2 separate regions of the Homo sapiens genome follow, and region 1 is linked to region 2. Evidence: read pairs that join two places in POLR2A ChIA-PET (ENCODE). Cell type or tissue: MCF 10A. All regions are shown on one strand. Links, peaks and the distances in the headings refer to the core of each region. The heading gives the core; the rest is flanking DNA. Region 1 has its middle 140 kb from the start of CASC17. Region 2 overlaps LINC00673 (long intergenic non-protein coding RNA 673).

The links. ChIA-PET counts read pairs that join two places held together with the same protein. Peaks named below come from ENCODE experiments on the same cell type or tissue, not always from the same donor. Only the 100,000 strongest peaks of a DNase experiment are listed, where the experiment ranks them.
Region 1: POLR2A ChIA-PET joins it to region 2 with 5 read pairs; 1 of 35 experiments calls an interaction of 5 or more read pairs at or near these places.

The regions. Positions count from the first base shown.
Region 1 is chr17:71,055,913-71,058,828 of GRCh38, forward strand. No RefSeq gene overlaps it. Among named protein-coding and RNA genes, the nearest start is that of CASC17, 140 kb to the right of the region's middle. In MCF 10A, for the core only: no CTCF peak of the experiment used is centred there; a DNase peak (open chromatin) is centred at 1,699.
Region 2 is chr17:72,459,611-72,462,526 of GRCh38, forward strand. The region is part of intron 1 of LINC00673 (long intergenic non-protein coding RNA 673); the gene reads right to left. Among named protein-coding and RNA genes, the nearest start is that of LINC02003, 120 kb to the left of the region's middle. In MCF 10A, for the core only: no CTCF peak of the experiment used is centred there; a DNase peak (open chromatin) is centred at 1,731.

The DNA.
Region 1 (2,916 bases), core at 234-2,733, 1.4 Mb before region 2:
GAAATGGAATATAGCAGTTGGTGGAAGGAAAGAAATGATGAGACCAATTGTAAAACTCCACATCCAAGGCATGATGGGTGAAATTTACTCAGAGATCTTGCTGGAAATCTCATTCCATGATGTAGATGGGGTGTGAAGGCATCGTGGCCATTATTACTCACACCCCCTGCAGTTGAAGACAATCCATACCCTCTGTAGGCTGATCTACATGAATACAAACACAGAGACACCTCCTCCACAGAAACACCATGAAATGTGGTCTTCCACTAAATATCAGACAGTTGAAAGAGGAATCCAAGAATCTCAATTATTTGCACATGTAGGAGGAAAAAAATGGATCTTTCAGTATACTTATGCTACCTATAACCTCTACTTCCTAACTGTGGATATGGGAAGAATAATTTGGGCTTTCTTATGCCTGCTGAACAAATTTTGGGTTATTTCATGAACATTTATTATTAAATAAGAAAATTTAAATTATATAACCTGATTGATTCTTTAAGGTCTGTGTTTTAAGTAAGAAACCAGCTTATGATTTTCACAGGTTTTCTACAAAGAAACTATTATATCAGGTGCATGGCTCATGCCTGTAATTCTAGCATTTTGGAAAGCCAAGGCAAAAAGATTCTATGAGTCTAGGAGTTTGAGACCAGCTTGGGTAACACAGGGAGACGCCATCTCTACAAAAAAAAAAAAATTAAAAAATTAGCCAGGCATGGTGGTGCATGAGTGTTATCCTAGCTACTCAGGAGGCTGAAAAGGGAGGATTGCTTGAGCCTGGGAGGTTGAGGCTGCAGTGAGTCATCATTACGCCACTGCCCTTGAGCCTGGGCAATTGAGCAAGATCTCATCTCAAAATAAAATAAATAGAATAAAATAGAAACTATTAAGTCCATTTATGCCAATGTACTAGATTCATTATGCATTGACTATAATACCAGTGTTAATGTGTCATGGGAAGAAAATGTAATCACAATTTAGTATTGATAATGGCATTTACTATCCTCTAGGAGGAAGAATCTAGAACTAAAGGTAACCTGTGGATAAAGAATTTGAAAATCTTCAGGTTGTGGTCCATGTATAATTTTAGAATTTACATTTTATCCAGCCAGTGGGATGATGGGGGCGTCAGATGTATTGGCATGGTTCAAAAGATATGTCTATTCCCTGAGGAATGCTGAGTTCCTGCATTAATAAATAAACAGCTGAGTAGAGCCATAAATCAGGTTATAAGTAGTAAAATGTAATTAAAGTAATAAAGTGAAAAGAACGCTGAATAAAGCATCTGAACAGCTTCCCTTTTTATTTATTAAGTGAGGTCTTACCTTCTTTATGCTTAACTTAAAATCAGAAGCACTTCCTTAATTGTTACTATTTTTTTACTTCCTTAAAATGGCGGGTTTTTTCTCCCAATACACGTTACTGAGGTATCTTTAGAAACTTCTCAAATAATATTTAGTGTGTAGCTTTCATACGTATCACTAGAAACATTTTCACTCATATTTAAAAATAAGCTTGAACTTATATTTAAGAATGTATGTCTTCTAAATAATAAAGATTGAAGATAACTAGAAGTCATTTTATACAATTTCTTCATTTTAGCAATAAGGAAAACGGGACACAAAGAAGCCAAGTAGCTAGGGCCACATAAATATTTAGAGGCATAATTTAAGGCCAGGTTTCGTAATTCTTACGCGGATGGTGAAATACAGAAAAAAAAAATGCGTTGGCTTTGATACATCTCCAATTCCCTTAACCATTATTTCTCAATACTTTCTCATTGGCTTATACTTTTGGTTCCTGAAAGTTTTGGTGCTTCTATGTGGTCAGTGAACTCGGTCTCTGGATCTTCTGAATTTCTTTATCTGCCTCTTCAAGGCTGTGCTTTCTCCTGTTAGTATAGTGAAAGGACAGTACATGAGGCCTGAAGCCTTTGAATAATACCCCTGTTTCCCCAGCTTGGCAGCTTTGCTGAAACGAACCGTTCTACAGAAGGTGTTTCTTGGATGTAAATGGCCAACCAAATGTATGCATACTTTAAGGGTAATTTATGGAGGAAAAAAGTTAATGTTACACTATAGTTATATTTGCTAGGTAGAGCTGGCAAGCGATTCACCAAAGGCGTCTGAGTATATTATTTCTCTCTTTTGGGAAGTTGAGGAAAAAAGGAAGGAAGAGTTTGGAATTTCGTTTCAGTCTTGAGATCCTGATAAAAGCTGACTCAGGAGTTCAAAAGAAGAAGAGCCAATATTAACAACGTTGTCTATCTTCACATTATTTTTGCCTTAATATTTGAGGTTGCCTTGCACTTGAAAAGTAGTAAAATAAATAGTCACAATTGACCTTCGGTTTGTCATAAAGTTATAACCTGCTCTGAGTAACATGTTGAAAGACAAACTTAAATCACAGATAAACAAAATTATTTACTTTAAAAGGTATTCACAGGCTGGGTGTGGTGGATCACGCCTGTAATTTCAGCACTTTGGGAGGCCGAGGGATCACGAGGTCAGGAGACTGAGACCACCCTGGCTAACACGGTGAAACCCTGTCTCTACTAAAAATACAAAAAAAAAAAAAAAAAAAAAAAAAAAAAAAATTAGCCAGGCGTGGTGGCACACACCTGTAATCCTAGCTACTCGGGAGGCTGAGGCAGGAGAATTGCTTGAATCCAGGAGGTGGAGGTTGCAGTGAGCTGAGATCGTGCCACTGTACTCCAGCCTGGGCGACAGAGCAAGAATCCATCTCAAAAAAAAAAAAAAAAAAAAAGATATTCACAGTAGTGTACTTGTAATGTGAACAGGTTCTTCTTAAGGTTAAATATGTTCCAAGATACAAAACTTTTGTTTGAAAGTCAAAGCCTCTGTATTGCTTCTACTCCTCTTTCCCCAATTTATCACCCCCTTCACCTTCCTGGCT
Region 2 (2,916 bases), core at 199-2,698:
GCCACGGTCTAACCAAGAACCCAGTGTTCTCACACAAGCTTAGAGAGATGGCACAGGGCGATGCGTGATTGATTGCTGATGAATGGCACAGTTACTAAATGCTATAAAGTCCAGAGAAAAATCTGAGAGTTGAAGCTGCTTTGTGGAAGAGCCGAGACGTGTAGCTGGGCCTGGAATGGTGAGAAAGACACAGATCTGCACAGAGGATCCAAGACCACCAGGCAAGAACACAGAATTCCAGGCCCTTGTTCATGTCCTCTGCAGCCCAGACAGAAACGCTGGTCAGGTCTATGCCATAAGCACGTCCGGGAGGCTCTCAACTGTCTATTCAGTGTGACACACCCCCCTCCAAAAACAGATACACACACATACACACAAACAACAACACCTGAACTCATTTCTGCTCAGCTTTAGAACGTAAATGATTGTTTTTAAATGAACAAATTTCTACTTCACTTAGAAGAGCTTGACAGGAGGTGGCATTTCTTTATTCAAAAAGAACCTGCGACGTCCCTATTACGGGTCAGTGCTTTGCTGGGCCCTGGGAATAGAGGGAGGAATAAAAGATGGATCTTGCTCTTAGGAAGCTTCGGGGCTAGACTGGAGGACCTTGAAGGAAGATGAAAAATAAACAAAAATTCTAAAAATCTATACTACGGAGAGGTTACAACACCGCAGTTCAGAACAGCACCACTTCCCCTCCCCATCCCTGACATTTCCCAGGCCTTTCTGGTTTTCTCAGTGCCTGTGTAAATGTGGTCCCTGGTCCCAGACGCCTGATTCATTCATTCTCCATGTTTGATGACACAGGAAACCCCTGAGAATGAAGGAATCAGGGGTATAACAGGCCCTAAACAAAGCCAAGATGAGCCATGTTTGTCCCCGAGAGAATCAACAGCCCCTGTATGAAAAGAGTGCTGTACAGTGGGATGGGACGAGGCAGGTTTTATAATCTGATTAAAATCGCCTGTCGGCAGTTTTCCGCTCTCCTGCTCACCCTAAATCTACAAAGAAGCTCCACTCCTGGAATCCCACACAGGTAAACCCCGTGACCTGGGGAGGATGTTTGTTGAAGAGTTGTCTCTCGTGGCGCCAAAGAGTTTGGGACAATGTAGGTGTCCATCACTGGGGGAATGGACAGGTCTGTCTGGATCAGAAGCTAGCAAACTTTCTCTGTCCAGGGCCAGATACTATTTAGGCTTTATGGGTCAGGAGGCCCCAGTCAAAATTCCTCAGCTCTGCCACAATAGTGAGAAGATAGCCATGGATGACAGGGAAATGAATGGGTGTGGCTGGGCTCCAATCACACTCTATTTACAAAAGCAAGTGGCCAACTGGATTTGGCTCAAGGGCCACAGTCTGCTGACCACTGGTCTAGAACATTCTTCTCCCAAGTATCTGCCCAGTCTCTGTTCAAATGTTATCTCCTGAGAAAACCTTTCTTGGCCACACTCTTTCTTTTTCTTTTTTTTTTGAGGCAGGGTCTCACTCTGTTACCCAGGCTGGAGTGCAGTGGTGCAATCATAGCTCACTGCAGCTTCAACCTCCCCGGGCTCAGATGATCCTCCCACCTCAGCCTCCCAAGTAGCCGAGACTACAGGCATGCACCACCGTGCCTGGCTAATTTTTGTATTTTTTGCAAAGAAAGGGTTTCACCATGTTTCCCAAGCTAGTCTCAAATTCCTGAGCTCAAGCGATCTACCCTCCTTGCCTCCCAAAGTGCTAAGATTACAGGCGTGATTCACCGTGCCCAGCCTGGCCACACTCTTTTTTTTTTTTTTTTTTTTCTTGAGACAGAGTTTGGCTCTTGTTGCCCAGGCTGGACTGCAGTTGTGCGATCTTGGCTCACCACAACCTCTGCCTCCCAGGTTCAAGAGATTCTCCTGCCTCAGCCTCCCGAGTAGCTGGGATTACAGGCATGCGCCACCACGCCTGGCTAATTTTGCATTTTTAGTAGAGACGGGGTTTCTTCATGTCAGTCAGGCTGGTCTCGAACTCCTGACCTCAGATGATCTATCTGCTTCGGCCTCCCAAAGTGCTGGGATTACAGGCGTGAGCCACCGCGCCCATCCCCGGCCACACTCTTAACTGTGCCCTCCATCACTCTTTATCCCTCACCCCTCTCTTTTATTCCACAGCATTTATCACTTCCAGATCAATTTGTCTATCAGCTTAGAGTCTGTCTTCACTCTAGTGAGGGAGAGCAAAGGTTTTTTTCTGTTTTGTTGGTCACTAGCGCCCAGCACTTAGTAGGCACTCAGTGAATATCTGTTGGGTGAATGGACGAGCAGCTGCCACGTTCATCTGTACACGTCACCCAACAATGTGTGTGCCTCGTCTTTCAGGGCTAGAGAAGTCCTGGAAAGGTCAGCCAGGTTGCCAAACCACCTCCCTGCCCCAAGGGAGGCTGCATGCAAAACTACCCCATGCAGATCTCAATCTATCTTTCCTTCCTTCCTTCCTCTCCCTTCCCTTCTTCCCTTCCCTCCCTTCCCCTCTTCACCCCTTCCCTTCCTCTCTCTTTCCCTTTCTGTCCTTCTCTCTCCAGTGAAACAGGGCAGTGAGATGCCTGTTGGTACCAAGTCCCAGAGGGTCATCACTCTGTGCTGCCACTGAGACAATTCCAGGAGCCAACAGCATTTTCTTTTAGAATCTGCCAATCTTTTCCAAACATTCCACAGAGGACTTTAAAAGAGAGAAAAAAAAAAAAGAGAGAGAGAGAGAAGTGAAGAAAAGTGACTCCTGACAGCCCACCCTGTAACCACCAAAAGCCAGTCCCACTTCTCTCCAGGAGACTGATAAAAGAATTTTTTCTTTTTAGCAGAGAATAATATTCACCTCTCTTCTTCTAGCTATTGTGGGTTTTTCCTCCCTAAATTCCAAAACCAATCTTTCAGTGCTGACATAGTAAAATCT